Linked DNA regions of Homo sapiens: region 1 is linked to region 2. A link is an interaction called in ENCODE POLR2A ChIA-PET data of the cell type or tissue named here. Cell type or tissue: A673. All regions are shown on one strand. Links, peaks and the distances in the headings refer to the core of each region. The heading gives the core; the rest is flanking DNA. Region 1 has its middle 22 kb from the start of SPATA31C2. Region 2 overlaps DAPK1 (death associated protein kinase 1).

Region 1 (16,570 bases), core at 5,067-13,066, 630 kb after region 2:
TGTGATCTTGGCTCACTGCAACCTATGCCTTCCGGGTTCAAGCGATTCTCCTGCCTCAGCCTCCTGAGTAGCTGGTACTACAGGTGCGCATCACCATACCTGGCTAATTTTTGTATTTTTTAGTAGAGACGGGGTTTTACCATGTCGGCCAGGCTGGTCTCGAACTCCTAACCTCATGATCCACCTGCTTCAGCCTCCCAAAGTGCTGGGGTTACAGGCGTGAGCCACCGCACCAGGCCCTGAATTCCTTTTTATTGGTGAGTAATAGTCCGTGGTGTGGAAGTTCCCACACTTTGTTTAACCATTCATCCACTGAAGGACATCAGGATTATTTCCAGTTTTGGGTTACTGCAAATAAAGCTGCTATAAACCTGTGTGTATGTATTTTGTTGTGGACATAGGCTTTCACTTCTCTGGGATACAGGACCAGTGGTGAAATTACTGATCATATCTTATGTGCATTTCTTAGTTTGAAAAGAAACTATCGAGCTATGTTCCAGAGTGGCTGGTACCGTTTTACATTTATATTAATATGAGAGATCCAGTTTCTCTGCAATCTCCCCAGCATTTGGTGGATCATTGCTTTTTAAAGCTGTCCTAATAGGTGTCTGGTGATATGTCAGCATGGTCTTAATTTGCCTAAAGGAGAGTGATAAACATCTTTTCATGTGCTTATTTGCCAGACACATAGGCCGTTGGAAAAATGTTTATTCATTGCCTTTTGCTCAATTTCTTTATTTTCTCTTTCTCTTTCTTTCTCTTTCTCTTTTCTCTCTCTTTTTTCTCTCTCTCTCTCCCTTTCTTCCTCTTTCTTTCATTCTCTCCTTCTTTCCTTCCTTCCTTCCTTCCTCCCTCCCTCCCTTCCTTCTTTCCTTCTTCCTTTTCTTTCTTTTCTTTCATCTCACTGTGTCACTTAGGCTGAAGTGCAGTGGCAGGGCTCACTGCAGCTTTGACCTCCCAGGCTTAACTGATCCTCCCACCTCAGCCTCCTGAGTAGCTGGGACCACAGGTGTGTGCCTCCATGCCCCGCTGATTAATTTTTTTTTTTTTTTCTGTGGAGACGGCATCTCACTATGTTGCCCAGGCTGGTCTCAAACTCCTGGGCTCAAGTGATTCTCCCTCCTCAGCCTCCCAAAGCTCTGGGATTATAGATGTGAGCCACAGCACCCAGTCTTGCCCATTTTCTAATTGCATTGTTTCTTTTTTATGCTTTTGCAGAGCAAAATTTTAAAATTTTGATGATGTTCCATTTATAATTTTCCCTTTTATGTATTGTGCTTTGGGGGCCAAGTCCAAGAATTCTTTACCTAACCCTAAATCCAGATGATTTCTCCTATTTATTTTTCCTAAAGGCTTTATAATTTTACCTTTCACATTTATGTCTGTGATCCATTTTCAGTGAATGTTTATATAAGATGTGAGGTTTGGGTCCATTCGTTTCCCCGTGGGTGTCCCATTGTTTCAGCATCATTTGTTGAAAGGTGATCCTTCCTCCATTTAATTATTTTTTGCACTTTATGAAAAATCACAATAGCAAAGACTTGGAACCAAGCCAAATGTCCAACAATGATAGACTGGATTAAGAAAATGTGGCACATATACACCATGGAATACTATGCAGCCATAAAAAATGATGAGTTCATGTCCTTTGTAGGGACATGGATGAAGCTGGAAACCATCATTCTCAGCAAACTATCGCAAGGACAAAAAACCAAACACCACTTGTTCTCACTCATAGGTGGGAATTGAACAATGAGAACACATGGACACAGGAAGGGGAACATCGCACACCAGGGCCTGTTGTGGGTTGGGGGTAGGGGAGAGGGATAGCATTAGGAGATATATCTAATTTTAAATGACGAGTTGATGGGTGCAGCACACCAACATGGCACATGTATACATACGTAACTCATCTGCACGTTGTGCACATGTACCCGAAAACTTAAAGTATAATAAAAATAAAAAAAAAAGAAAAGAAAAATCAGATGGGCATGGCTGTGTGGGTTTTGTATCCTGTTCTATTAATCTATGTGTCTATACCTTCACCAATATCACAGTCTTAACAGCTGTAGCTATAGTAAGTCTAAACATCAGGTAAAGTGATTTCTCCCACTCGATTTATTTATTTACTTATTTAGAGACAGAGTCTTGCTATGTTGCCTGGCTACGTTTGGACTGGGCTCAACTGATTCTCCCACCTCAGCCTCCTGAGTAGCTGGGACTCCAGGTATGCACCACTGCACCCAGCTCCATTTTCTAGTTCTTTTTCAAAATGTTTTAGCTGTTCTAGGTCCTTTGCCTTACCATACACATTTAGAATTTGCTTCTCTATGTCCTCCTGCCTCAGTATGAAAAACTGCTGAGGCCAGGCGCGGTGGCTCACGCTTGTAATCCCAGCACTTTGGGAGGCTGAGGCAGGCAGATCACTTGAGGTTAGGAGTTCAAGACCAGCTTGGCCTCCTGTCTCAGTATGAAAAACTGCTGAGGCCGGGCACAGTGGCTCAAGCCTGTAATCTCAGCACTTTGGGAGGCCAAGGCAGGCGGATCACTTGAGGTCAGGAGTTCGAGACCAGCCTGGCCAACATGGTGAAACCCCTGTCTCTAATAAAATTACGAAATTAGGCAGGTGTGGTGGCAGGCGCCTGTAATCCCAGCTACTCAGGAGGCAGAGGCATGAGAATTGCTTGAACCCGGGAGGCAGAGATTGCAGTGATCTGAGATTGCGCCATTGCACTCCAGCCTGGGCAATAGAGCAAGACTCCATCTCAAAAGAAAGAGAGAGAAAGAGAAGAAAGAAAGAAAGAAAGAAAGGAGGGAGGGAGGGAGAAAAAAAAGAAAAACTGCTGAGATTTTGAAAGGCATTTTGTTATATCCTCAAATGAGTTTGTGGAGAACTGACATATTTATTATGTTGAGTCTTCCAATCCATGAACACAGTATGTCTCTGCATTTAACTAGCTCTTCTTTTATTTTGTTTTTTTGTCAGCATTTTTGCAACATTCAGTATGTAGATTCTGTACATGTTCTTTTAGAATTATACCTATTTTCATTGGGGAGGGTACAATTGTAAAGAGCATTGTGTTTTTAATTTTAGTTTCCACATGTTTGTTGCTAGTATATAAAAATGTAGTTGATTTTTGTGTGTTGATCTTGTATTGTGCAAATGTGCTGAACTCTCTTGTTTAAGAGGTTTGTTGAGGAAAATTCTTCTAGATTCTATGTATAGATGATCAAGTCATCTGTCAATAGGGACAGTTTTATTTCTTTCTTTCCAGTCTGTATGCCTTTTAATTCTTTTTCTTGCCATGTTGTACTTGCTAGAACTTCCGGTATTACGTTGAATATGAGTAGTAAGTTTGGACATCTTTGCCTTGCTCCTGATCTTAGGGAAGGGCATTTGGTTCTTCACTATTAACTACGATGTTAGCTGTAATTCTTTGGGTGAACGCTTTTTGTCAAGTTCAGAAATTTCCTTTCTAGTATTAGTGTCTTGCAAATTTTCATCATGAGTGGATGGTGGATTTTGTCAGACTTTCTTGGTGTCAGCTGATATGCTCATAAAACCTTATGGTTTTTTAGCCTAGTGATATGTTGATTGATTTTTGAATATCGAGTCAACTTTGCATGCCTGAAATAAATCCTAAGTGATCATAACGTGTAATTCTTTTCATTGTTGGATTAAATTTGCCAGTATTTTGGTGATTTTTATGTCTAAGTTCATACAAGATATGGATCCTTCCTTCCTCCCTTCCTCCCTTCCTCCCTCCCTCCTTTTCTCCCTCCCTTCCTTCCCTTTCTCTCTTCCCTTGCTCTCTTTCTGTATTTCCTCTCTTCTTTCTTCTGTCTTTGTGTAATTTTGGTATCAGGGTAATACTTGCCTTACACAAAGAGTGGGGAAGGGCTTTCTCTTCTATTTTTCCGGAAGACAGTGTGTAAAATTGCTATTAATTCTTCTTTAAATGTTTGGTAGAATTCTCCAGTGAAACTCTCTGGGCCTGGAAACTTTCTCACAGGTGTTTCAGCTATAAATTAAATTACTTTAATGCTTATGTGACTGTTCAGGTGATCTATTTTATCTTGGTTGCATTTTGATAGTTTGTGCTTTTCAAGGAATTAGTCTGATTTTCTATATTCTTGAATTTATGGGCATAAACTTGTTCGTAGTAGTCCCTTACTTTCTCTTTAATGACTACAACAGATACGGTGATATTCCATTTTGTTCTGACATTGGAGATTCGTATATTCTCTCTACTGTTATCAACCTTCTTAGGGGTTTTTCAATTACCTATTATTTTTTGTTAATGATCCGGCTTTTGTTTCATTGATTTTCTCTATTGTTTTCCTGTATTAATTTCTTTGATTTTTGCTCTTATTATTTCCTCTCTTTCTGCTTGTTTGGATTTAATTTAGGTTTTCTTTTTCTACCTTGTTGAGGTAAGAACTTAAGATCACTAATTTGAGATCTTTTCTCTTTTAAACATAAGCAATTACTGCTTAAATTTCCTTCTCAGTACTGCCTTATCTGTATTCCACGAAATTTAACTCATGATATTTTCATTTTTCTTTCTTCTTCTCTGTATTTTAAATTTTTATTTGAAAGTTTTTATTGCCTCATGGATTATTTAGAATTGTGATGTTTAATATACAAGTTTGGGAATATTTTTATTGAATTTCTATTACCGATTTCTTAGTTGATATTCTGTGATCAGAGAACATACTCTAACTGTGAATGTATCTTTTTCTCTTTTCAGCTCTATCAGTTTTGCTTCAGTGTTTTGATGCTCTGCTGTTTGGTGCATGCACAGTTAGGTCTTCTTTGTGTATTAATCCTTTTATCATTAAGTGATGTTCCTTTGTCCCTAATGTTTTCCTGTGCTTGGAAGTCTACTTTATCTGATATTAATATAGCCATGGCTACTTTTTAAAAATGAAGGTTTGCATAATCATTTTACATGTTTTTTTAACCTACCTATGTCATTGCTTTTCAGCTGAGTTTCCTGTAGGCAACATACAGTTAGGTTGTGTTTTTTTTTAACCCACTGTTCCAATCTCTGTTTAGTGTATTTAGATCATTTCATTTGAAGTAATTATTAAAATGTTAGTGCTAAAGTCTTTATTTTACTATCTTTTTTTTTTCTGTTTGTTCTCTCTGTTTCTTATTTCTCTGTTTCTCTTTAACTTTTTTTTTTTTTTTCAGACAGAGTCTCACTCTGTCGCTTAGGCTGGAGTGCAGTGGCACTGTCTCAGCTCACTGCAACTTCTGCCCTGCCAGGTTCAAGTGATTCTTGCGTCTTGGCCTCCCGAGTAGCTGGATTATAGGCGCCCACCACCACACCTGGCTAATTTCTGTATTTTTTAAAATTAGAGACGGGATTTCACCATGTTGGCCAGGCTGGTCTGGAACTCCTGAGCTCAGGTGATCTGCCCCCCTTGCCTCCCAAAGAGCTGGGATTACAGGTGTAAGCCACCACACCCAGCCACGCCCAGCCAACATTTTCTTTATTTTAATGAGATATATAAATATGTATGTGATTTTTTAGTATACTGCTCTGGATAGTTTTCTTAGTGGTTTCTCTAGGCATTACAGTATTTATACATAAATTGTGACAGTCTACTGTCACACAAAGTGTTACCACTTCAGGTGAACTGTAGACACCTTACTCCTCCTTAGTTTCTTTTATCTTGCCCAGTTTTTAAGTTTAACTGTCTTAAGTATTTCCTCTACATACATTAAACACCCCATCAGATGGTGTTATATTTTTTGTTTCACCCATGAAATATGATTTAGAAACTCACAAGGAAGATCGTCTATTTACTCCTATTTTTGTCCATTCTGTTATTCTTTCCTTACTGATTTCCAAGTCTTCTTCTGTTGTCATTTCCTTTCTGTTTAGAGAATTTTCTTTAGCCATTCTTTAAGAGTCAGTCTGCTAGCCACACATTCTCTTATTTTACCTTCATCTGAATGTGTCTTTATTTCCTCCTCATTCCTGAAGGATACTTTCACCAAACATACAACTCACAATGAATAGTTTTTTCTTCCAGAACTTGAAAAATTGTTTCCACTTCCTTGTAGTATCATGGCTCCAGATGACTCTTTTCAGGATATTTTTTCTTTGCCTTTCATTTAATTATGATGTGTTTTGGCATGAGTTTTCTTGGGTTTATCTTATTTAGGGTTCACTTAGGTAATTTAATCTATAAGCTTAGTTCTTTTGCCATGTTTAGAAAGTCTTCACCAATTATTTCTTTCTCTCTCTCTCTGTTTCTTTTTTTTTTTTTTTTTTTTGAGATGGAGTCTCTCTCTATTACCAGGCTGGAGTGCAGTGGTGCAATCTCGGTTCACTGCAACCTCTGCCTCCCAAGCTCAAGCGATCCTCCTGACTCAGCCTCCCAAGTAGCTAGGACTACAGGCACATGCCACCACGCCCAGCTAATTTCTGTATTTTTAGTAGAGACAGGGTTATCACCATGTTGGCCAGGTAGGTCTTGAACTCCTGACCTCAGGTAATCTGCCTGCCTTGGCCTCCCAAACTGCTGGGATTACAGGCATGAGCCATTGTGCCTGGCCCATTATTTCTTTGCATACTTGTTCAGCCCTATTCTCTTTGTCTGCTTATGAATGTTAGATCTTTTGTTATAGTCTCACAGGTCCTGAAAACTCTGTTCTTTTTTTTTTTTTAAGTCTTTTTCTCTCTGTTGTTCAGATTGAGTAATTTTTATTGTTTTATCTTCAGGTTCATTGATTTCTTTCTTCTGTCATATTCATTCTGCCACTGCACCCATCCAATAAGTCTCTTTTTTTCAACTATTGTACTTTTCATTTCTATAGTTTTCATTTGGTTCCTTTTTACATCTTTTACTTCTTTAGCGAGACCTAATTTTTTTTTCATTTGCAAAGTATATTTGTAATTGCTCTTTTGAATGATTTTTGTAAGATGGCTACTTTAAAATTTTTGTGAGATAGTTCCAACCTTGATTCACCCTGGTATGGTGTCTGTTGATTGTTTCTTCTCATTCCATTTTCAATTTCCTGGTTCTTGGTATGACAAGTGAATTTTGATTGTATCCTAAACATTTGCACATTATGACTTTAGATTCTACTTAAATCTCCTTTCCTAGCAGTCAGTCACCCTGTTTAAGTTTAGTGCATAGGTCCTATTCCTGCTTTTGTGGGCTATGGTTCTTTTGTGTTTTGTTTGTTTGTTTTTGTTTTTGTTTTTTGTTTTTTTTTGAGACAGAGTTTCACTCTCATTGCCTAGGCTGGAGTGCAATGGCATGATCTTGGCTCACTGCAACTTCCACCTCCCAGGTTCAAGTTATTCTCCTGCCTCAGCCTCCCGAGTAGCTGGGATTACAGGCATGTGCCACCACACCTGGCTAATTTTGTATTTTTAGTAGAGACAGAGTTTCTCCATGTTGGTCAGGCTGGTCTCAAACTCCTGACCTCAGGTGATCTGCCCACCTCAGCCTCCCAAAGTGCTGGGATTACAGGCTTGAGGCACCACGCCCGGCCTGTGGTCTGTGGTTCTAATGACAGTAGAGTTTTCGAAACCTCCGCGGTGCTGTTCTTGCCCGTGTCCTTCCCTTGGTCCGAGCTGGTGGAGTGCACTTCCCCGGTACACTGGGTGTCGGTGGGAAATACCAGCACTTGCGACGAGAGCATTTTCCTCATTTGCTCTCAGCCACCTGGTGCCAGCTTTCATCGTCCGTGCAGGTGAAAGGGGATCTGGAGGCATCAGGTTCTGCAGGGCAGTGTGCCCCTTGCCTATTTTTCTCTGCGCTGCCAAAGGGACCTCTACCTGTCCCACTGTGGGAGGAAAGCCCCTGTCTGGGCTGCCTCTGCTCTGGGATGAGGGGACTGTGATTACATGGGCCTGTGTCACCTTCTACCACTGGGTGAAAGAGGTATGAACAGTAAAATTAAAAATATAAAGTCAAGATGTGTTTAGAAAATGAAATTTTCTTGTCTCTCTCTCTGCTAAGAGGAATCAATTTTATATTTTAGCTTCATTTTGGTTCTTTAGTCACTTTGAGTTTTAAAATGCTGTCTCCTTCAGAGAGCTTTTCTGCCAAACCTAATCACTTTCCCCCCATTCTTGATGCTCCTGAGGGAGTCTTCTCCCACTCTTGGTTCTTCTCCTCCTTCCTCCTGGTGTATGAAAGGGCCCATTGCTCATTAGCAGAGGGCAGGGAGGGCCTGTGGGCTCCTGCAATCAGGCACGTGTCTGTGGTCCCCTTCCTTAGCCTGAGATCTCCAGACTCAGCAGCATCCAATGCTGGCTCCTCTGTGTAGGTCACTGGGTGGCCCTGGGACTCCCTCGTTTCTCCTACAGGTTCCATCCTGCACAGAATTTCCCCAGCCCCAGCTCCCTCCAGCCCCTGCTCCTCTTTGCTTCTGTGTGTGACCTATTGTGGGCTGGCACATGGGCCATGTTCCCAGGCATTTTCTACCTCAGCCTCTAGTGCATATGATTACGGAAGTCTTTGCCCTGCCATGGGGACCTGCACAGATACCTTCCTTGCCAACTGGTATCCTCAGCTCTGCTGTTGCTCGTCTCTCTCCTGACTTTCTCCCATGCCCTGACAGAACTTTCTGCCGAATAACTCACATCCAAGAAGCAAACCCTAGCCACTCTTCCCATAATCTTGTGTCTCCCTAAACATTATTCTGCCTCCTTTGCAAACACCTCAGATTCACTTTATTTCCTTTCTACTCTTCCAAATTGTTCTTATATCTTCTCCCTCCCGTCTCTCTCCCTCCCTCCCTCAATGACTAGACATTGTCAGGTAAAGGTCAGGCCTGGTAGACCAGTTGGAGTCACTGCCACATTGCCTCAAAAGCTGCACCTGGGGCCTCCACCAGTACTGAGTGACCATCCTGCTCCCACAGCCTCTTCACTTTTCCATTTAAAAATGCTTTTCTTGCCACCTCCACTTCCTCCCTGTTGAGGAAAGATAGCCCTCCTGGGTCTCTCACACCACTGCCGGTTACTCTGATTTCCACAAATGCCAAACCCCGATCACGCTTTATCTGCGTCTTTTCTCAGGGCTGTTCGCAGCAGGCAACCTTGAGGGATGGGGTAATGTCTCTCTCTGGACAAAGAGGAGGCTTGTTTGCTGCTTGCTATTAAAGCGATGGATTTCTCATGTTCATATTCTTCTCGTACAACTTACTTTATGTGCCGGTGTCATCTGGATGCTCCAGACCAGCCCCATAGGAACGTGGGGGACAAGAAAAACGAACACAAACATGCAAATGCTAAAATGAAGCAGAAATTCGTAGTCATTTGGGTGAGGTTACAGGAATACTTTCCTTCCCCTGAACGATCCATTTTAACATTTTCCTATACAGTACCAGATGCTTAGGTAATTGCTTGCCCTCTCCCCTAATCCTTTTTGCTTTGACTTTGTATTTTTAGCCTAGAAGTCTCCCGCTGAGCAGAACAATATGGCACTAGGGAGATTAAAGCTTTGACGTGATAAATACTTGGGACTTGAGACCTTTTCTCGGAAGGTACATTATCGCCATTCAAATTGCCCAGGAAGTCTTGTGCAATGATACACATTTTAGCATCTCTTTCAATGCCTGCTCTTATGTCTGATAATATGAAGAAAGCTATACCTAACATAACAAGGTGCTTCCTCTTCTATCCCTGGCTCCTCCCAAGGGACATGAAGAGATGCTAGAAGAATACAAGGGGGTAAAGAACCTTGGATCTGAGTCAGAACAGAAAAAAAAACAACATGGAGAGGAAGAAACCCTGAAAACAAGCCTAAGGACCTCAGCACCCACTACAAAAAAAAAAAAGAGTCTGGAGAGGGGACTGGACTGCAGCTTTCTTAACACTAGGCCCCAAATAGCACAATCACTTCTGCTACTAAGTCACTACTGGCCACCTATCTGCATTGGCAGGGGGTGGGGGAGGTTGTGGGGGGGTAGGAATGTTGAGCTATGTGCCCAGGAAGCAGAGAAAATGGGGTTTTGTTGGACAGCTGGCAGGCTCTGCCATGGTGGAGGAGGAGATATCGGAATCAAGTCTTATTATTTTTCTCTTTCTGAGTCACTTGATCTTTTTTAGAAGATGCCCAAATTATCTTCTCTTTATTTTTGAAGTCTAATTGCTTTACCAGGGTATGGCTGAGTGATGACTTTTCTATATCATTTTCCTCCATAACATGGTGCACTTTTTAAATCTGCAGATTTGATTCTTCTCTCATTTCAAAAAAATTATTTTGAATCATCATCCTAAATACTTACATGTTACATTTGTTTAGTCCTCTTCTATAGGCACATAAATCCATTTTTTTAAACAAATACACTTATAAGATTTACTGTTATCACAAGGTCACATTCCTGTAGAATATAGAAATATGTGTAGCTTTCAGTTTACTGTCTGCATTTTTTGTTTTTAAAGAGAAGAGGTCTTGCTCTGTCACCCAGCCTGGAGAGCAGTAGTGTGATCATAGCTCGCTACAGTCTCTTAACTCCTGGGCTCAAGCAGTCCTCCCATCTCAGCCTCCTGAGTAGCTGGAACTATAGGGGCATAACACCATGCTCAGCTAATATTTTTTAATTAAAAAAAAAATTTGTAGAGATGAAGTCTCATTTTGTTGCCCAGGCTGGTCTCAAGCTCCTGGCTTCAAGCAATTCTTCTGCCTTGACCTCCCAAGGTGCTGGGATTACAGGTGTGACACAATACACCAAGCCAAGTCTGTGTTTTTCAAATTGCAGCCTGCAACTCATGATGGGGTCATGAAATCTATTTAGTGGATTGTAATCTGCTGGATTGGTTTCCTACTGTTGCATAACAAATTATGACAAAGTGAGCAGCTTATAACAACACATATTTATCATCTCACAGTTTCTGTAGGTCAGGAATCTGCAAACAGCTTTGCTGGGTCTTTTGTTCAGGGTTTCATAGGGCTGCAATCAAGATGCCATCTGGGCTCCATTCTTATCTGGAGGCTCAACTGGGGAAGAATCCACTTCTAAGCTCATTCAGGCCTTTGACAGAATTTATTTCCTTGTGGCTGTATAGCTGAGGACTCCTGCCTTTTGTTGGTTGTTGGTGGGAGCCCACCCTTGGTCCTAGAGGCTGCCCACAGTTGCTGGAGGCCATCCATAGCTCCTTACCACATGGGCTTCCTCAACGTGGCACTCCATTTACTGAGCCAGCAAGGATGCTCTCTTACTCCAGTCTGATGACATAATATAGTCCTGGGAGTGGCACATGATCACCTTTGTCATGTCCTATTAACCCATAGGAGCATAAGTCACAGGTCCTGCCCAGAGTTGAGGGGAGGGGAGTATCCAAAGGTGTCAACACCAGCAGGTACAGTTCACTGGGGATCATCTTAGGGTCTTATCACCACATCTATATTTAGAAAATCGAATAGGATTATATAGAAGATACCAGAATGTATCACATGTAATAGGAGTATGTACTTCTAAATAAAAATTGTATTTAGTAATGTAAATTGTGTGTGTGTGTGTGTGTGTGTGTGTGTGATGAAAATGTATTTCTTACCAATGGTCTAGAGCAAAACAGTCTGAAAGCCCCTGACCTGGGAGGTTTTCTTGCAAACACTGAAGATAAGACTGCTTTTGAATTGTACATGCCCTGGTGCTGCCTGGCTTGCTGTCTCTGTTGAGTGTGCTTTCATGGCAACCAAGACGCGAACATTCTCCAGCCTGCTCTACTGTATTTCTGCTGGTAGTTGCAGTAGCCATCACAGTTCTTGAATTCTCAAAAGACTTAAATCAATGTCATATTACTTCCTCTAAAGTTTTCTCACCAGCTCCTCCCGTGATCTCCCATGCCATGCTGGATCTGCACACTGTAGGGAGTGCCTTCTCACTTGTGCCTTTTCCCTGCTCCCCAGCTGTGTACAAGGTCTGGTCCTGTTGTGTGCTCAGGTTTACGAGTTTCCCCTGCCCTTGGCAGCCCTGCTTCGAGCATATTGAAGTTGGGCATTAGAGATGTTCTCTTATTAACACCAAGATTGCCATTTCTGTTCTTAGTCTCCTTGTCATTTTCTTATGGTTTAAGAGAAAAGAGGGGTCTGAGAAGTCCTTACTTTGCCATATTTAAGTCCTGCTCACCTGAGGCAGCTCTGAGGCTTTGAAACAGGCCCCACTATCCTCCCACTGCCTCTGAAGCCTCCCTGAGGCCACTCCCACAGGCAGTGAGGCCTGTATATGCCACATCCTCAATGTCTTCCCTGCCTTCTTGGATGGTGGCCACTTCAGGATAGGGAGCTCAGCTGGGAATGGGCACAACCTTGACTGCCCTACCAAGACTCCTATTTCTTCTGCAATTTGGCTACATTTTGTGTCAGAGATGTTTATTGCTGTGGGATTGAGCCCATGGGTTTTGGACTCAGTTTCCTGTGGCCTGCCACGGGGCGCCTTCGTTTCCACCTGAGTTGGCCTTTATGGCTCAGTCCCTCCAGGGCTGGGGCTGACATTTCACCTCCTTCCTGAGATCTATCCTCCTCCTCCCCCTCCACCATCTCTCCTACTTTTGGAGATTTTTGTTTGTTTTGTTTTTGAGACAGGGTCTTGCTCTGTCACCCAGGTGACAGTGCAGTGGTGTGATCATAGCTCACTGCAGCCTCGACCTCCTGGCCTTAAGCAATCTTCCTGCCTCAGCCTCCCAAGTAGCTGGGACTACAGGCGTGTGTCACCACACCTGGCTAATTTTTTAATTTTTTGTAGAGATGGGGGTCTCACTGTGTTGCCCAGGCTGATCTCAAACTCCTAGGCTCAAGTGATCTTCTAGCCTCAGCCTTCCAAAGTGTTGAGATTACAGATGTGATTTTTGTTCTCATTTTTCTTCCCTTCTGTTAGGTTTCTATCTATTCAGGAGAATTATTAGATCTTTGTGATTTTAATAATTTTGCCTTTATTTTCCCCCCACCTTGAAGAAACGAAAGTGGTGAGTTCAGAAGATCCCAATTACCTCTCCCTATACCTGTCCCTGCAGTCAGAGTGAAGGGTGTCTCCTTTCTAAGGTTTTCTTTGTATCTTCCCTCGTCTCCCTCCCTTTCTCAATAACGTGTGTTGGCAAGAATCAATGTCATTACTTCCTCTAAAGTTTTAAATATCAGTGAAAATTCTCAAGATTTTGTTCACCCACTTCTTTCCCCTTATTTGGGGGAGTGTTCTGAGGCTAGATACTTCTGCAAACCAAGTCAGGCTGTTCTGCTTCTTTCTTTCTGTGAGCACCACTCTGCAGAGGTCATGGCCATAAAGTCTCCTTTCTCATCATTGGCTGAGGAATGAGAGCTCATGTGTGTGCACATGCGTGTGTGTGCTTCTTGTTTCTTTTCTCTGTTGTTCATTTTGTCAGATGTTGTAGAGATAACCCTACAACCATCTCTCAGCCTTCTTTTTCTGGAAGTTGTAGATGTGATTTTCTAGATTATATATATATATATATTTATATATATTTTTATATATTTATATATATATAATATATATATTGTTTTGAGACAGAGTTTCACTCTTGTCACCCAGGCTGGAGTGCAAAGGCACGATCTGGGCTCACTGCAACCTCCGACTCCTGGGTTCAAGTGATTATCCTGCCTCAACCTCCTGAGTAGCTGGGATTACAGGCACACGCCACCATGCCCAGCTAATTTTTGTATTTTTAGTAGAGATGAGGTTTCACCATGTTGGCCAGGCTGGTCTTGAACTCCTGACCTCAGGTGATCCACCTGCCTCGGCCTCCCAAAGTACTGGGATTACAGGCATAAGCCACCACACCCAGCCAATAGTATAATATTTTTAAGGAGTTATTTTCTTTTCTAAAAGTGCCACAGTCCCATCCTTGCCTGTGGAAGTGTCTCAGCACACCACCACATGCATAACCTAAAACTAGCTATGCCCTGGAAGACTCTCTCTTTCATGCCCAAGTTGAAAACAGTGCAACACTAGGTGTGATGCAGTCTTTCTTGATTTCTTCTCCTTTGGCTGTCTCTCCCATCATCTGTGCTTCAGCGCTTACCATTTTCCTAAAAGGAAAGTGGAAAAGCTCAGTTATGCAAATAAATGCAGCACAGACTGATGCTACAGTCAAATTCAGTTAGCATTACTTCAGGGGAACAAAATCAGTTTTAGGTAACAAACAAACAAAACTTCCAGGAAGAGAATGAGCTAGTTAACAAACAAGCAAATAAATTGTTTGTGGCACAATAACTTTAATCTTGTGAGCACCTGCCTCCACATTTTGCTGTCCAAATAAAGTCAGATTTGATTTGCTTCTTGAGGTGACCTAGCTGTTCATTTTAAACATCTCAATGTAGTGGCCATCAGGAACAGCTGCAGCTTTGCTGGTGGGTCTTAGCAAGAAAGGGCCTTAATGCTCACAAACCCACCATTTCAAGAAAGAAAAAGATAAAACACAAACAAAACCACAGCTGTAAGAGAGCTACATTTGTGGAATGATAAGGAAACAGCTTTTCTGGAACTTAGCCACTGCAGGACTCTGAGGGATGAGGTGAACAAGCTGAACAGGAATCCAATGTTTTCCCGGGTGACAAGTGTGTGAGGTTGCTATAGGCAAGGAGATTGCATGAGTTCCAATGATTAAGCTAAGCTTTCATTTCGATTTGTGCAAAATGAGTAAAAATTAATAAGCACAGGGTGTTCTCATGAAGCTGACGTTGAAACATAAAAGTAGGTGTGCTGCATACTTCACACCACAGCAAACCCTCCCTTTTTGAGTTATTAGGTTTTGGGGACATGGGGTGATGCTCTGAGACACTCAGTGATTGCTTTCAGAAACCAGATTCTAATGAGTATTTTTACTAGTATCAAGTCATTATTCATTCTGCAAATATTTTTGCCATATAATAAATAAGTCACTGTTCAAGTGATAGATAACTATGCAGATGACAGGACACCATATGGTGGTTACAAAACAGAATTTAAAATCTTAAAGGACAAAACACTCATATTCATTTGCAGCAATTAATTAGGGGACGGATGGAGACCATCTGCTGTGACTCACTAGTCCCCCAAGGACACATACACAATGGTAAGTTTCACATTGGTTTATCTTGGTTCCCATAGTCCAAGCAGGAAAATTATACTTTCCATAGTTTTCTGATTCCCTAGTAAGGTTACAGCAATGTTTTCACTACTCTTCTGTGTGGTCATTCAGTAACTTAGGCTTCTTTTGGAATGTAGATCCACCCATCCCTAGGGTTTACTTTTCTCTGGTATCCAGGTGGCAGAGGAGAAACAGTCTGGAGAGGGAGGCCTGGCGTGGTGGCTCACGCCTGTAATCCCAGCACTTTGGGAGGCCGAGGTGGGCAGATCACCTGAGGCCAGGAGGCCAGTTACCAGCCTGGCCAACATGATGAAACCCCACCTCTACTAAAAATACAAAAGTAGCTGGGCGTGGTGGTGCACGCCTGTAATCCCAGCTACTCGGGAGACTGAAGCATGAGAATCGCTTGAACCCAGGAGGTGGAGGTTGCGGTGAGCCAAGATCACGCCATTGCACTCCAGCCTGGGCAACAAGAGCAAAACGCCATCTCAAAAAAAAAAAAAAAGAAGGAAATTCTGACACATGCTACCACAACATGGATGAAACCTGAGGACATTATGTTCAATGAAATAAGCCAGTTACAAAAAGATAAATACTGTATGATTCCACTTACGTGCGGTACCAAGATTAGCCAAATTCATAGAGATAGAAAGTAGAATGGTGATTGCCAAGGGCTGGGAGAAGAGGGAATGGGGAGTTATTGTTTAATGGGTACAGAGTTTCAGATTCGCAAGATGAAAAGAGTTCCGATGACTGATGAATGTACTTTACACTACTGAACTGTATGCTTAAAAATGGTTAAGGTGGGGCTGGGCGAGGTAGCTCATGCCTGTAATTCCAGCACTTTGGGAGACCGAGTTGGGCGGATCACCTGAGGTCACGAGTTTGAGACCAGCCTGGCCAACATATCAAAAAATAAAAAAATTAGCCAGGCATGGTGGTGGGCGCCTATAATGCCAGCTACTCAGGAGGCTGAGGCAGGAGAATCGCTTGAACCCAGGAGGCAGAGGTTGCAGTGAGTCGAGATTGTGCCACTGCATTCCAGCCTGGACAACAGAGTAAGACTCTGTCTCAAAAAAAAAAAAAAAGTTAAAGTGGTAAAATTTATGTTATGTATGTTTTACCACAATTTAAAAATTTTTTAAATCTCAGATGGAATCACAAAGCAAAACCTAATGTATATGTAATATGTAAAAGACAGATCTAAAATAAACTAACTGAAACACTAAAATAAAAGATGGGGCTGGACATGGTGGCTATGCTTGTAATCCCAGCACTTTGGGAGGCTGAGGCAAGCCGTTCACTGGAGGTCAGGAGTTTGAGGGGAGCCTGGGTAACATGGCTCATCTCTACTGAAAATACAAAAATTAGCTGGGCATGGTGGCATGCCTGTAATTCCAGCTACTCCAGAGACTGAGGCAGGAGAATCACTTGAACCTGGAAGGTGGAGGTTGCAGTGAGCAGAGATCAAACCACTGCACTCCAGCCTGGGCAGCAGAATGAGACTCCAT
Region 2 (16,570 bases), core at 5,340-13,339:
AAAGAGTCACAGGCATCCATCCAGTAATATCTTTCCAGGAAAAAAAAAAAAAAGATTTACGTGTAGTCAAGAAAAAGTAGAGATCGCAGGAAGCACTGCTCTGAGCAGATTAGAACAGAGGATTTCGCAAGAGGTGCTCCTTGGCCAAGTCGAGTAAGTAACATCGGACTGATAGGAGGAAGAGCAGCTTAGCTTGGGGCCCTGTGCCCAGTCCTGCTTGTTTAGGCCTTTGTCCCTGTCTGCTTTCCTGGGGCTGGGGCTCTGGGCCCGGCCGATGCCCCTGGTCCCAACCCCAGCTTTATCACTGGGTTCAGCAAGGGGCCCTGGAGAGCAGGCAGCAATGGCAGGCACCTCCCGCATGCACCATTACCTTCATTCCTCTTCTCAGGTTTCCACAGTTGCCCCTATAAAAAGACTGCTGTTGGCCCATGCCAAGTACTCTGGAATAGACAGGAGTGGTATTTCCGCCCTCTTGGAGGGTTGGTGTTTACCAGTGTCCCCCTTCGCTGCAACCCAATGGCAATTGTATTGCCCCGGTGCTCCAGGAATCTGAGGATGATTGGTTGATTTCCTATGATTTCTGGGAGAGTAGTTTACCCAAACCTTTTATGAACCAAAGCCATACTCCCTGGGAGTGTCTGGCTGATCATGTCAGAGACATCTGCCTGGTGGATTGGGGCTGTCACGTGACCAGTGGCCCGCTCTGTCTGCTGCCCAGTACTGCCAATTGGGGAGTGTCCTTCTGCCTTTTTCTCTGCCCTATGTCTGGGACACAGGGATGGCAGCCAGGCCCAGGAGCACCCAGCATCCTCCAAGCAATGAGGTAGCACTGCTTCTGACTTTTCCTCAGGATCTGGTCTTTTTCCATGACAATGAGGTGGGGCCCAACCTTCTCGAAAGTGGCATTGTTTCTGCACAGTTGTAACTGCTCTCAGGGGTGTCAGTGAAGTAGGGGTGGGAGGGAAGCCATGGGATGCTGAGAGAATAGGGCCGAGAGGACATACCTGCTCTCCAGCTTGGCCTTTGATCCAGACACTAGGGACGAGGCTGTCACTGTGGGTGCCTTTGTTAGTGTTTGTGTGTTTGAGTAGTCTGAAATGCTGTGACTTTTTTTTGTTGTTGTTAATAAAGATAAGGAAACAAACAGAAAAAAGGAAATTGGAGCTTCCAAAAGGAAGAAGGAAGTCTTAATATAGAATTGACTTCTTCCCAGGTAAGTTTTAATTGCTTCTCATGCTTGTAGAAAGGTGTATCATGTGTTCTAATAGGTTAGGATTTAATTATGGCTTAAAATTAGTTCTATAGGAAGAGCTTGGAGTTGCACCTAGGGAGAAGAAGCAGAGGGTTCCAGAATTGTGTAAACGGATTGATGGAAAAATAGGCTTCTGGTGCTGAGGGTTCAGGAGCCTTGCCAGCATCACAACAAGGTGTGAATTAGCCTCCTCGCACTCTGGGAGGAAGTGGAGGAACTGCTGGGGTGTGAGGCTGTGAAAGGACCTTGGAGAGCCAAGTCCTCCCTGTTCAGACAGGGACAGGCACAGCTGGAGACAGCAGTTTTCAGCTCTGTGGAACTCTTGTTCTCTGGGTTGCACTTCTTCCTGTGATAATAAAGAGGTTGAAGACAGGAAGACAGGTGCTTGAAAGCCGGAAGACAAGGGGAAAGTTGTTTGAAGCAGGTGTTTAAAAATCCGCCACTTTGGGGGGATGAATTAGGATATCGGTAACAATTTTATAGCCTATATGGTTTCTTTTTGACCCTCGAAGATAGGTGGGAAGTGGTTTTCTATACTTCTTTTAAAAACTGGGAAACCAGAGCTTAAAGAAGTTAAGCTTGAGGCAGCAGAGTTCAATGCACTGGTGAATTGAAATGTTTGTGTGTGTATACATACATACCTGTGTGCGTACATACATAGGTATATATACATACTCAGTATAAATATACATGCACATATATCTATACATGTACTGATACAAAGGGTATATAATACAATTTACAACTAATAACAAACTATGTGCACTCTTTATTATAAATTCCATTCAGCCAATGTAGGCTCACAGAATGCTTTTATTGATTTTTACTGTGGCCAACCTATGACTGACAATGGTTTGACAGAGTTGCATTCCAATTCACTAGTTTTTTACCTAGTAAATTTATTACCATTAAATCTAATATGTGATCTACTGTTAGACTATTTCTCACCTTGTACAAATTATGTTCCTTAAGCTGAGCTTCATTTTGGCTTCAGCACTGCTGATTGCAATAGTGCTAGCTATGTTTTAAGCTTTTGGTGTTGTTGCAGGGGTTGAAGCATTGTTGGATTCTGTATCACCTAAGGGTGTCTGTGTTTAGCAACCAGGTCATGAAATTCCTGAAAAATGAACAGTTGTCTCTTGTGAGCCAGCACAGGCAGGCTGGAGCACATCACTAGCTCCATTGTCAAGGTCTGGAAAGGCAGGTGCTTGTCTGTCTTATTCAGTCTTTAGCCCCAGACCCAGGGAGGTGCTGAATGTATGATTAGAGATTCAGTGAATATTGGTGAGATGGATGAATGAGGTTTCAAAGCTGGGACCAGGAGCCAGTCCATGGGACTCCAGTTCTTATCCCATGAGGACAAGGTCCAGGGTGGGCATTGAAGAATCACAGGAAAGGAGGGGCACCAGAGACCGTCTCCACTGTCAGAACTCAGCTGCCATGTCCTGCCTTCCGCTAGGATGTCAGCACTGGGGCACTGTGGTACAAAGAAGAGGAGAAGGATGACATCTCATTTAGTGTACTTTTTTTCCAGCTTTATCCAATCTTTTGGCAATTTTATTCCCCATCATTTAGGAAAGAGAAGACCTTCTTATCTAGCAGTTTGATGACTTATGGTAGTTGCTTTGGTTTGAATATTTATCCCCTCAAAACTCATGTTCAAACTTAATCTCCAGTATGGCAGTGTTGAGAGGTGAGGCTTTTAAGAGGTGATTGGGAAGGCAGAGCCTTCATGAATGGATTAATTCATACGTGGGTTAGTGGATGAAAGGGCTAATGGATTAATGCGTTATCGTGGGAGTGCCACTGGTGGCTTTATAAGAGGAAGAGAGGCCCAAGCATATTTAGTGAGCATTTTCTTGCCCTCTTGCCATGCGATGCCCTCTGCCACGTTTTGATGCAGCAAGAAGATGCTCACCAGGTGCCAGCGCCATGCTCTTAGACTTCCCAGCCTCCAGGACCACGAGCTGAATAAATTGCTTTTATTTATAAATTGCCCATTCTGCAACAGAAAATGGACTAAGACAGTAGTCACCAACAATACTTAACTAGAATGGCCAGTTATGGAGAACAAGAGTTATATTTTTTTTCTCAGACAGGTCCCTTTACATCTTTTAAAATGAAATATGTAATACATTCACACAGTTCGAAAGTCAAAGACAGTATCTTGCCCTCCAGTGACTAGTTCCTTCTAGTGAGTCTTGAGATCATTCCATATATATTCTATGTGTATTTAAGACAATAAACATAAATTTTTTCATGTTTTTACTGAAATCGTAGCATGTTATACACATTGTTCTGCCTTTGGCTTTTTTGTTTTTTCACCTCATAGCATAACTTGAAAATCATTCCATTACTACATAGGAAGACATGCCTTTTTCTTCTCTATGATTTACTGTCATTTATTTAACCCTTTCTGTCTGTGAACTTCTAGGATTCTTTTCTAATTTTTCTATTATAAGCAATTCTGCAATGATTGCTGATGTACAAAATGTTGAAGCTATCTGTAGGTAAATTCCTAGAAGTGGAATTGCTGGATGAAAGAGAACATGCATCTGTCATTCTTGTATGTGTTACCAAGTTACTCTTCATAGACCGTAAGTCAGTTTTCAGCCCAACTACAAGAGAAAGCTGGCTGGCTTCTTTCGCTGTCTCACAGCTGCTTGATTCTTGCTACTTTGATAAGTGTAGTTTCATCAATTTTTAAGTATGAATAAGTGTAAGCATGTTTTCAAGTATGTTTAAGAACTATTTGTCTCTGCTTTGAACTTTCTATTCATACTCTTTGCCCATTTTTCTCTACGTTTGTAGACTTTTATTAATTTGTAGGAGCTCTTTATCTATTAAATAGCTTTATGTTCATGTTATGATTTGCACATCTTTTCTCTAGGTTGTCATTTGTCTTTTGGCATTGTTTCTGGTACTTTTCTCCCCATGATTTTTTTTTGTGTTGTGATAAAATGTGAAACTTGTCATTTTAACTATTTTTAAGTGCACATTCAGTGGCGTTAAGTCCATTCACATTGGTTGTGCAGCCATCACCACTATCCATCTCCAGAAGTCTTTCACCGTCCCAGACAGCTGTATTTTTTAAAATAGTCGGATTTATCAAATTCGTTTAATCTTTTATGGGTTTTGTATCACAGTTAGAAAGGCCCTTACCGCTCTGAGTTTATTTGTTTTGAGACAGGGTCTCATTCTGTTGCCCAGGCTGGAGTGCAGTGGCACAATCATGGCTCACTGCAGCCTCGACCTCCTGGGCTTAAAAGATCTTTCCACCTCAGCCTCCTGAGTAGCTGGGACCATAGACACGAGCCACAACACCCAACTGATTTTTTAAAAATTTATTGTAGAGAAGAGGTTTTGCCATGTTGCTGAGGCTGGTCTCAAACTCTTGGGCTCCAGCGATCTGCCTACCTTGACCTCCCAAAGTGTTGGGATTACAGATGTGAGCCACCGTGCCCAGCCCACTTTAAATTCATTTTTAAAATATTCTCTCATAATTTCTTCTAGTACTTTGATGGCTTATTATGTATGTTTAAGTCTGTGATTTGCCTGGAATTTATTTTCGTGTGAAGTGTGAAGTATGGCTCCAGGCGTAGTTTTTCCAGAGCCCCTCAGTTACCATTTGCTCATCAAAACATGGTTTGAGGGCTGGCTGGATTCAACCAGGGAGATTTCCTGCACTGTTGGTAGCTGTAGGGAATCAGCAAAGCTGCTGTTTCCAGGAGCTCTTGTGAGCTGGGGAGTGAAGAGCTTCAGAAATGAAGCTTGAGCTAGACTGATGAAATCCCACTCTAGGAAAATACAAGCCTTACGGTGTTTATGTTTGCTATATTCAGAATCACAGGCATGCTAGTGAGTGCACTGTCTAAACATGTTGAAAGATGGTCTGCAGTATCTCTACTCAGCGAGGTGGATGAAACAGGTACAGCCCATGAGAGGCAAGTTAGTGTCTTGGATAAGGCGTTCCTGGTGGATGAGCCATTTGTGCCCCGATAGAGGTTCTTACAGAGGAGGGGCTGGAGTCCACTGATGCTCTGGGCCTCTCCCTGGGGGAAGGGGTGCCTGTTTCTCTTGGCCCAAAGGCCCTGCACATTCCAGCATGCCCTGACCTTGGAACTGTTCCTCAGGTCTCTGGGCCCACTGCATCTCTCCTCCCACAGCTGGACCTGAGAGTCAGGGAGCACCTCTTGTATGCCAGCCATGCTGGGTCTGGGACCCCCTCACCCTCAGGGCCCTCAGGTGGTTCCCTCAGGCTGCAGCGGACATAGAGATCAGTTCTGTGTGTTCCCTAAGCTGACGTGGAAAGTTGGGAAGCACACGCTTGAGCCCTTGAACTTCCTCTTTCTCAGAGCCTAACAGTAGAGCCGGGGTGGGTTTCTTGCCAGAACCACCTCCTCGCAGAATCCCAGGAGACACCAGCCAGGTCCTTTCACACCCCAAACAGTGTGAATGCGCATGTTTACAGCAGCACAATTCGCAATTGCAAAAATGTGGAACCAATCCAAATGCCCATCAATCAAAAAGTGGATAAAGAAACTATGGTATATATACATGATAGAATACTACTCGGCCCTAAAAAGGAATGAATTAATGGCAATTGCAGTAAACCGATGAGATTGGAGACAATGATTCTAAGTGAAGTAACTCAAGAATGGAAAACTAAATATTGTATGTTCTCACTCATAAGAGGGAGCTAAGCTATGAGGATGCAAAGGCATAAGAATGACACAATAGACTTTGGGGACTTAGAGGGAAAGGGTGGGAAGGGGGTGAGAAATAAAAGACTACAAATGGGGTGCATTGTTTACTGCTCGGGTGATGGATGCACCAAAATTTCACAGATCCCCACTAAAGAACTTGCTCATGTAACTGAACACCACCTGTTCCCCAATAACCTATGGAGATAAAAAGATTAAAAACAGAAACAAAAACCGAACAGTGTGAACAGTGCACCCTGAGGTCTCCCTGGGGTCCCTTGTACCCCTCAGGAGCCTGTGGATGACCCTGTGCAAACAGTTGGGTGGAAGACTGTGTCTTCCTGTGTGTTTGGATGAGTACCAGAACTTTCTGCGTCTGTTTTTCACCCTACCCAATGCAGTGCTTACCTAAAAAATGCGTTGAATAGAGCTTCTTGCTTTTACCTCGTTGCACTCCTGAGAGCAAGATGGGTCACCAGCAGCTGTACTGGAGCCACCCGCGAAAATTCGGCCAGGGTTCTCGCTCTTGTTGCGTGTGTTCAAACAACCGGCACGGTCTGATCCGGAAATATGGCCTCAATATGTGCCGCCAGTGTTTCCGTCAGTACGCGAAGGATATCGGTTTCATTAAGTTGGACTAAATGATCTTCCTTCAAAGGATTATCCAAGGCATATACTCAATGAAAAACCATGATAGTTCTTTGTACATAAAATAAACATTTGAAAAAACAACAACAAAAAATGCGTTGAATAAACGAAGGCCAAAATGTCAGTTTCCAAAAAGAACCTGAGGCGGTTCTTTGGTCAGAGCAGCCCTGTTAGGGCTGAGGGCCTCGGTTCCACCTCCTCCATGTTTTCCTCTCTCTTCCCACTGTGAGCTCTCTCAGACCTGGCACTGTGGCCGCTCCCAGCTCCTCGCACCCAGCATGGGGCAGGTGCTGAATGTCTGAGGAGCTTAATTTCCCCTCCCTCTTGCCTTCTGCCTGGGGTGAGGGCTCAGTTGCTCTGAAGCTCATGACCAGGCTTAATAGTCAGTTGAGCTATAGGCCTGCAGATCGAGTATCCCTTTAAGTTTGTTTTTAAAATATTAAATTTACCAAGAAACAGTAAATATTTAAAATTTTTGTTGGGTTTTGCTCTTTTACTGATTTCTACTAGATTTTTTGGCTCCTTTTAAAGGTATAATTTATATGCTAGGAGTGGTGTCTCATGCCTGTAATCCTAGCACTTTGGGAGACTGAGGCAAGAGGATCGCTTACAGCCAGGAATTCAGCCCCAGCCTGGGCAATGTAGCAAGACCCTGTCTCTACAATTAAAAAAAAAAAAACAGAAGGAAAAAAGGTATAGTTTGTGTTCAGTAACATTCACACCTTTTAATATGCAATTCTGAGTTTTAACAAATGCATAGTCATGGAACTACTACTGCAATCAGGACGTATAATAGTTCATAATCCCCTAAATTTCCATGTGTGTATTAGAGTTAATGCTCCCCACCTCCCTTCATCTGGCAACCACTGTCAGTTTTCTGTTCTTGCAGTGTCTCCTTTTCAAGACAGACACAGAAATAGAATCATGGCATATATACCTTTTAAGTTTGGCTAGCATCACACATTTGTAATTCATCCACATTGCTGTCTACGTTAATAGTTCATCTCTTTTTTATTGCTGAGTTTTCTGTTGTATGAATATGCTACAGTCTGTTCACTCACCAACTGAATGACATTTGGATTTTTCCAATGCCTTCCTGGTATCTATTTCCCTCCATTAGTCTATGGGAAGCTTTCTAGAGAATCATTGTGATTCTAACCAGGTATATTTGGTATTTTTTTTGAGGGCAAAGGTTTTTGGGCAGCGTCCCCCAAGTCATCCTGTATAATTGTGTACTGAGTGGTCCTTTATGGTGATGAGATGGTAGTGGTGGTGTCGCCGTGCCCAAGTCTGATTGACAGCTAACCATTCAGCCATCCTTGGTTATTCTCTCCTCTCTCTGGTGAACAACATACCTTCTTTGATGTTGATGCCAATTAGACATGTTATAAGGACTTCTCTGAAAACTCAGAACCCAAACATAACCATCCCCATATGCTGTTTCTACTTCAAAAACAGTTGGAGGATTGTAAGACAGAATTTCTTCCCATTAGCAGTGGGGGCCAAGAAGGAAGGGGAAGAAAGAACCAGTTGCCCAGGGCCTTTGACTGTGAAAGAGGACACCTGAAGGTGAAGGACCCATGACATTGTTAATTGTGATTATTTAGCTGATGGAAACAAAATTCCATAAACATTCTGTAAGAGCAAAGCCTGGTGTAGAGATTCATTCTGTCTCTTTAGGTGTTGGTCTCCCAGTGACTGTAAAACCACCCAAGGGTGGCATTGAAGACACTTGCTTTTGCCCTTGACTTATGTGCTCTTGAGCATTGTACGTCCTTGGGCTAATCGCTTGCCTTCAGATCTTCTGCGCTAGGTTGAGGGGCTTGGAGGAGATGGGCCTCTTGGCTCTCTGACACTGAATCCTTCCTCTCAGGCCCAGTAGTCTTTGCGGCCTGTTGGGTCTGCAAGTCTAGAAACAGCAACTCCATGCCACGGGAACGTTTCTGCTTCCATTGTTACTCACCGGCCTTACACGGATGACCATGCGCTGTACAGGGAATGCCAGGGCTGGCCAAGCTGGCTCCAGCAGAGCACAAAATAGAGCTTGCTCCTGCTGAGGTGAGGTCCGTTCCTGGAATTAGATGCTCTCTGCATCTAGGTCTATCAGGAAGGTGAGCTGGCAAAAGATCCCTAAAGCCTTTAAACATCACTTAAATAGGTGTGTGTGCAAAATTGTCTTCCATTAACAAATATGTCAAAACACAAGCCTAATGTTTTCTTTGGACAGTTTCCAAACACTGAGCTTCTTTCTGAACTGTTACTGGCCGGATTATTGGGACTATTCCCAGGTGTTTATTTCACATCCTCCTCTTTTTGCAAGTGACATTTAAAATACTTCTTCGAAGCACACACATTAAGCCAGGAGAAAAATCCTAGGATGGGAAGCAATCTTATGGCTGAGACCTTGTCTGCGAACAATTGTTTGCTGACCAAAATGCCGAAGTCATTAATCCTCCTTTCTACTGACTTTGAAATGGAAAATTAAATTTCAGAAACCTTTTGATTGCACACATGCATCCCACAATGTTTCATACACCAATACATATATAGGTAGTTTGAATTCTGTGCACCAAGCCACTTGCACTGACACTGATACTAATGTACTGTGAGAGAGCAGCATACTTTAAACACTTGCCGATGTGAATCAGACTTGAGAGAACTTGAGCGTGCGTAAGCACCTTGATGTCTTATCCATTTGGAAGCTTATTGTTACAGTGCGTTTTCTTTTCTTTCTTTCTTTTTTTTTTTTTTTGAGACAAAATTTCTCTCTTGTTGCCCAGGCTGGAGTGCAATGGTGATGTCTCAGCTCACTGCAACCTCCACCTCCTGGGTTCAAGCGATTCTCCTGCCTCAGCCTTCCGAGTAGCTGGGATTACAGGTGTGCATCACCACTCCCAGCTAATTGTTGTATTTTTAGTAGAGATGGGGTTTCGCCACGTTGGCCAGGCTGGTCTCGAGCTCCTGACCTCAGGTGATCCACCCGCCTCGGCCTCCCAAAGTGCTGGGATTACAGGCGTGAGCCACCACGCCCGGCCTACCATGCACCTTTTCTAATCCCTCTTCCTGGAATGCTCTTGCTCCAGAGAGCCACAAAGCTAACTTTCATCTCCTGCAGCGTTTGTTCAGATGTCACTTTCTCAGTGAAGCCAAACTGACCTTCCTATAAAAATCACCTCCGACTCCTGAGCTCAGGCCTGGGCAACATGGTGGAACCCCATGTCTACTAAAAATACAAAAAAACTAGCCGGGTGTGGCGGTGTGCACCTGTACTCCCAGCTACTCGGGAGGCTGAGGCAGGAGAATTTCTTGAACCCAGGAGGCGGAGGTTGCAGTGAACCGAGATCGCGCCACTGCACTCCAGCCTGGGTGACAGAGCAAGACTCCATCTCAAAAAAAAAAAAAAAAAAAATCACCTCCAACCTCACACCATACCCCATTTTCTGCCGCACTATATACCCTGGTATATGACCTTCCAGGGACATTCAACTGGTAAGGGAAGAATGCTTCAAGGGAGCCATGTGTATGACTCCAGTAAACACACTGTGTGTGCTCACCTCCCAGGTGCTGGCAGGCTACTAAGCATGCAGACAGCCACCCCATGGGAAGAATCAGGGGAGAAGGGGCACAAGACCCCAGAAGTCTGACAACATGTAAAACCCCAAGTCAAAATGTTAAACCGCGTACTTGATCTCTCAAGTCGCCTCCTGGGCCCTCTTCCAAGTGTACTTTACTTCCTTTCATTTCTGCTCTAGCGCTTTTCAATAAGCTTTCACTCCTGCTCTAAAACTTGCCTCAGTCTCTTCTGCCTTAGGCCCCCTTGGTCGAATTCTTTCTTTTGAGGAGAAAAGAATTGAGGTTGCTGCAGACCCATACAGATTCGCTTCCAGTAACACTAGTACCTAGTAGTTTCTAAGGTATTTCTAACGTGATCTTACTAATTTATCTTTTAAATTAAAAATTAAGGGTATCATTTATTCTGTGACTCTTTGAGGAGATTTGGTGTCTGTTTTATCCTGAGCATCTACAACAGTGCCTGACACATAGTAGATGCTCAGTAAAAAGTTATGGAGTGTATACCACATGCTCTGGGGGATATATGGCACAGTCTTTGGATTATCAGTTTGTGTTTATTTCTTGGCTGCAAAGGTGGAGGGAAGGCCCAGGTTGCACAGGAGGGGACAGAGCTTTAACAGTACGTGGAATGCAGTGGACGTGCCTTTATCTGCAAGGACCCTTGACTGCATTGAGGCTGCCTGGAGCAAAGAAGCCACCAGACCCAAGGGGCTCAGGCTAGGCTGGGAGAATGCCAGGAGGCGAGTCCCTGTCACCTGCCCCTAGAACAGGTCAGACCTGTTCTGTTGTTCTGTGGTCATCTGCTCTAAATTTCCTCCTACTCACCTCTGGGCCTTTAAATTTGGGATTCATAAGAATGCTTGGTGCAGAGGAGGAGCTGATGCCTCCCTAACTTCCCTAATGCCGCCCGCCCAAGCTTCTCAGAACCCCTGCTTCCTCATTAAGATAATGAGAACTTCCTTAGATATCTGTGCAGACGAAATGAGAGAATGTGCCTAAGTCCTCAACGCAGTCCTGTTTTTATTATTTAGGCTTTCCCCCTCTGGGATTTGGAATGGAAAAAGCACAGCCTAATCTTGCCCCTCTCTTTTCCCCAGTGAGAACTTATATGGTTCCCATTATGTTCTATTGTTATTATTCCACTATTTTCCAGAATGTGAGGAATAAGCTGACCCTGAGCCTGCCACTTTGATTTGGTCGTCAGAAGTCCTGGGGAAGCAGTTGAGAGATCTTGTAACTTTTAGTATTAATCTCAAAGACACTGCCTAACCAACACAGGCTGTATTACCAGTTCCTACATCTAGCCCTCTGTAGGGTAGCTTGATTTTAAATGTGCAAGTTAATTTCAAGTCTGTTTTGTAAGGGGAATTTATATTAAGCACATTAACAACCTCAGTGTCTCCAAGGGTCAAATCTTATGTCTACTTTCCTTAACCCGTTTTGAAATTGGAAGAGGAAGTTAATATGCAGTCCCATGCACTCCCTTTTAGATTTAATAATGGATGAAAAGTTCTTTTATCCACTGTACTTCTTCAGAAATTTCAGAATAATTTCTTTCTGTTTGAAGAATATGAAGTTAGTTCTTTAAAAAGAGAGACATGCTATTTAATTTTTAAACCCCACCATCTAGGGAATTCTGACATTATGGGACAGACTGAGCCGATTTCCCTTTGTGACATTGGGGTTTCATGTGCTGGAGCCACATGAGGGATGCACAGAGGGGAGCCTTCTTGTCGCAGGTGGGAACAAACATCCAAAGAAACCCCCAAGGGCCCCTTTGAAGGTCATCCTCACTGGAACAAAGGTAGTCACTGGGGCCAGACCAGTGACCTCTCCATATTCATGCAGGTCTCTTCTTCAAAGATTTTAAGTAACTTCCTTTCCCAGGGGGATGGAGCAGCTGTGAGCCGAGCATTAGCGCCAGGCCTTTTAAAAACAGACCAGTGAATTCAGGAAATGCTTACCCTTTGGATAGTCAAGTGGAAGCATGGATATATTTTAAAGTATCTATCTAATTCCTTCTCTGGAGTGAGAAGGGGTTAGGGGGAGAGATCTAGGTCAAAAATATTATTTAAGGATAAAATGCTCTGATCATTGCATTGTTGCACGCAGTGGGCTCAGCAAGCTTTTCGTTTCCACTGCAGTGTGGGTCATAGCTTGTGCGTGAGTCCCCTCTGACTAGAGGGCTGGTCTATCCATACCCGATGTTCACTGCCAGTAGCTGGCTGGAGTTCATTACTGGTGCCACCAGCCTCAGGCCTGGTCGTTCAAAGAAGAAACAATATTTGAAAATGGACGTGATTTTTCCCTTGGGGCTTTCCTGTGTTTTCTTCATAGAGTATACTTTGTAATTTGGGGAACCAGAATAAATAGAAAGAAGAATAGTTAGGACAGTGAGTCCATCTGAAGCCTTTGTAGGTGGTGAAGGGAGAAGTTGGGGGTAAGAGGGCATTCACTGCACAGCAAAGACTGGCGTGTCTCAGACTGGTGCAAACCTGTGCTGCAATATTGACCTGAGGATGAGTAGAAAAAGGCAGAGGAGCTGTCACTTCAGTGTAATGTTGAGAAAAAACAGTCCTCTCCCCAGTGTAGGGCATTGAACTGTCACAACCAGAATTATGCCCAGGATTTCATACAGGTGCTGTCTATTGTACATAGCTTAAAAAGCTGGTTGCCTGAAAGTTCAATTATTGTGTCTTATTGTTTCCTGTGAACATAAAGGAATGTCCACAGAATATTAGAGAATATTGGAATGCAGGAAGAGAGGCAAGTCTGAGAGGTGGGGATGAGTTCAGAGAAATCCCCAGGGGCCTCCTTATTGTGCAGTAGTTTTCCCTCCATGTGCCCCCTGGGCTGATATTAATGTGTTCTAGGAAATGCTTAATGCTTATGGGCCTGACTCTTGGTTTTGCCTTTTAAGAGGCATCATCATTACTAACAAACACGTTCCTGAACAGGCCTTAGTGCTAAGCTAGGCTCGATCTCTTCTTTCTGGCCAAATTGGGATTAATGCCACTCTTTGATTTCCTCATGTTGGCAATCACACAGTGCCATGATTAACTGGTGCCACACATTGCCAAGGCCCTATGGTTTACTTCAAGGGTCAGTAAACTGTAACTCCAAGGCCAAATCTGGCCCACTGTGTTTTTATAGAGTCCTTCTGCTAAGAATTGTTTTTACATTTTTAAATGATTGGAAAAGATTTTTAAAAAGAACAGTATTTTGTGCCACATGAAAATGATATGAGATTCAGATTTTAGTATTCATAAATAAAGTTTTACTGGAACACACCCATGCCCATTTGTTTGGTCTCTGGTTGCTTTTGCACAGCAATGGCAGAGTTGAGTCATGGTGACAGAGACCATGTGGCCCTCAAACCTGAGAATATTTATCCTCTAACCTTTTGCAGAAAGTTTGCTGACCCCTGGTTTATATCATTAGGGTAGGCATGTTGTGCCTTTATCCTATGTTTTTTAAGAAAATTCTAAAATCTAAAATGTATTCATTTCATGTATATTATAATGTGAAATTCTTATTTTGATAGCATTTTTATACCCCCTATGCAAAACTGAAAATGCTAGACAATGAAAGAAATGTGTAAACTGTTGAATACAAGGAGCCAGGCATTCATAATAGAGCCAGCTGATGCTTTGAGAGAAGAAAAAACCTCATGTCTCCTCTTCTCACCTCTCCCTCTTTTCTTCCAACATTTTATTACGAAAATTTTTAAATATACAGAGAAGTTGGTAGAACTGTACAGGGAACGCCAATTTGCCCTCCACCCAGAGTCTGTAATTACTAACATTTTGCCACATTTCCTTTATCGCCTCTCTGTACAATCATCTGTCCATCTCAGTTTTTATGTATTTCAGAATAAGTTACAGATGTTAGTACATTTCAACAATAGGTTACTTTTATTTCCACTGTTAATTAGGCTTAGTCTGAAGGGTGTGGAATATTTTCATTTCCTGAATGGAATAAAAGGTGGGAGTTAAAAGCAGATGGGAACAAGCAGAATGATATAATGTAATTAAGGCCTGGCTTAAAAAAATATGTGTGCCTGTGTATGCACACACACACATTGTAAATTTTGTGTACATGCACATAAAATATATATACACATGCGTGTGTGTGGATATGTATGCATATCTATATGTAAAAATAAAAGAATGAAATTGTCCATAAAGTAATGCAGGCTTTGAGAAACTGTTGGGAGAACTACATTTACCAGTGCTTAGGCACCAGACCAGTATTGTGAAAGTAAAGATGCTGAAGTCTTTGACACCTTTAACTTTTGCAACACATTTATGTTCTCTCAGACCGCATCCAGGGGCAGGAGAAGGAGTGTTCATGTGTTCACAGGCAGCATCAGCCAGGTGCACAGGTCCAAGACCTCAGGCCAACTCAGGCTGGAAGGCACCTGCTCCTGTGGGGTGCTAGCCACCACTGGGGAGCAGAGATGAGCAGAGAAGGCTCCTGGAGCTTTGAAAGACGTAGGCAACCTGCTACCTGAAGGACCAGTGAGGAACCTTTTGACAGTCAAAGAAATTTTTTATGATAGGAACAATTTCTAATTGGTCCATGTGTGCACTCCTTTTCTTTTCCTGCTCTGCCCTGCCCTTTTTGAGATGGAGTCTCACTCTGTCACCCAGGCTGGAGTGCAGTGGCGTGATCTGGGCTCACTGCAACCTCCGCCTCTCTGGCTTAAGCGATTCTCCTGCCTCAGCCTTCCGAATATCTGGGATTACAGGCATATGCCTCCATGCCCGGCTAATTTTTGTATTTTGAGTTGAGACGGGGTTTCGCCATGTTGGCCAGGCTGGTCTCAAACCCCTGACCTCAGGTGATCCGCCCACCATGGCCTCCCAGAGTGCTAGGATTACAGGTGTGAGCCACTGCACCTGGCCGAGTCCACTCATTTTCTAACAGCAGTTCTCAGGTTCCTGTCCTTTAGGCCCATTTAGTTATACATTTGCATAATGCTTTGCAATTTTAAAAACACTTTTCTTAGACTGTGATCCTGTGGGAATTATTATTCCAATTTCTTGCGATTTTTTTTTTTTTAATTTTGCAAGCTGCCATGAATTCTTAGGAAAAAATGCATGGTAAACATTAGGCATACTTTTCAATATATGTGCAATGTGCGATATGCCACACATATGGCCAAAATGCAGTTGGCTCATTTTGACAGTTTTTTTTTTTGTTTTTTTTTTTAACGCTGCCATGCTGTTCCAATTGGTTTGGCTTGACAGTTTTGAAATTGACAATTTCTGCCTCTCCCAATCATTGCTCTCAAGGGCAGGGGTACCACACTGGACATTTCATTGGATCTTCGAAGGCCCTACATACAATGCTGATTCCCAGGCAGATACTTCATAGATGTTTACTTTCCATTGAGTTTATTTTGAGTTATTAGTAGGATGCCTTAGTTGGGATTCCATTTCCAACCTGAGGATCAGCAAAAATCATTTTATGCATCTGCAGTGTTCTTGTTAGGTAAGCACTGTTGGGACAGGTAGAGTGAATGGTTTAAATGCTTTCCTGTTAGATACCCTTATTTTTAAAGTGTGAGGTGTCCTTTCTTGATTTCTTTTCTTTTTTTTTTTTGATACGGAGTCTCGCTCTGTCACCCAGACTGGAGTGTAGTGGCGCGATCTGGGCTCACTGCAACCTCCGCCTCCCAGGTTCAAGCAATTCTCCTGCCTCAGCCTCCCAAGTAGCTGTGATTATAGGCACGTGCCACCACGCCTGGCTAACTTTTGTATTTTTAGTAGAGATGGGGTTTTGCCATGTTGGCCAGGCTGGTCTCGAACTCCTGACCTCAGGTGATCTGCCTGCCTCGGCCTCCTAAAGTGCTGGGATTACAGGGATGAGCCACCCCGTCCGATTCTTGATTTATTTTCTGTAATTGATTTGATGTGTGCAAATGTGTTTATCAATAGGAAGAGCACTTTCTGGAAGGCATTATTCAGAAGATTAAAGGAGAAATCCTCACCATCAGTTCTTAGTTTCTTGAAGCCCGTGGTGGAAATGGATACACAGATGACACAGAGACCATCCATTTTTCTGTTTTCTGTGTGTTTCTAGCCCCAGGCAAATCCTGCCAAGCTCTGTCTATTTTAATGGCCCCTGTTTCTGGTGTCACCTCTGGCTTGAGAACTGCATTTCCATTAGCCCCCCTTTCGTTCTCTTTAAGGATGGGGGGATTACTGTTCTCCAGGCATCATCAAGCAGAAAATCAGCACAGAGATGCTTATGAGCATGCTCTATCACACTAGTGTTTTTTAGATTTATTTTAGTGTTTAATTCTAGTATTTTATGGGAAACTAGTCTGTCTTTTGATATTGAATTACATAAAAATTATAAGCCCTGCTAAGCTTTGAGTGTGATTAAA

Evidence for each region. Peaks named below come from ENCODE experiments on the same cell type or tissue, not always from the same donor. Only the 100,000 strongest peaks of a DNase experiment are listed, where the experiment ranks them.
Region 1: POLR2A ChIA-PET joins it to region 2 with 12 read pairs; 1 of 35 experiments calls an interaction of 5 or more read pairs at or near these places.

What each region holds. Positions count from the first base shown.
Region 1 is chr9:88,151,874-88,168,443 of GRCh38, forward strand. No RefSeq gene overlaps it. Among named protein-coding and RNA genes, the nearest start is that of SPATA31C2, 22 kb to the left of the region's middle. In A673, for the core only: no CTCF peak of the experiment used is centred there; a DNase peak (open chromatin) is centred at 9,458; H3K27ac peaks cover 1,771 bases.
Region 2 is chr9:87,518,880-87,535,449 of GRCh38, forward strand. The region is part of intron 2 of DAPK1 (death associated protein kinase 1); the gene reads left to right. It also overlaps the pseudogene RPS29P18. Among named protein-coding and RNA genes, the nearest start is that of DAPK1-IT1, 26 kb to the right of the region's middle. RefSeq lists an enhancer at 11,436-12,418. In A673, for the core only: no CTCF peak of the experiment used is centred there; DNase peaks (open chromatin) are centred at 6,892, 10,332, 11,149 and 13,022; H3K4me3 peaks cover 231 bases; H3K27ac peaks cover 5,631 bases.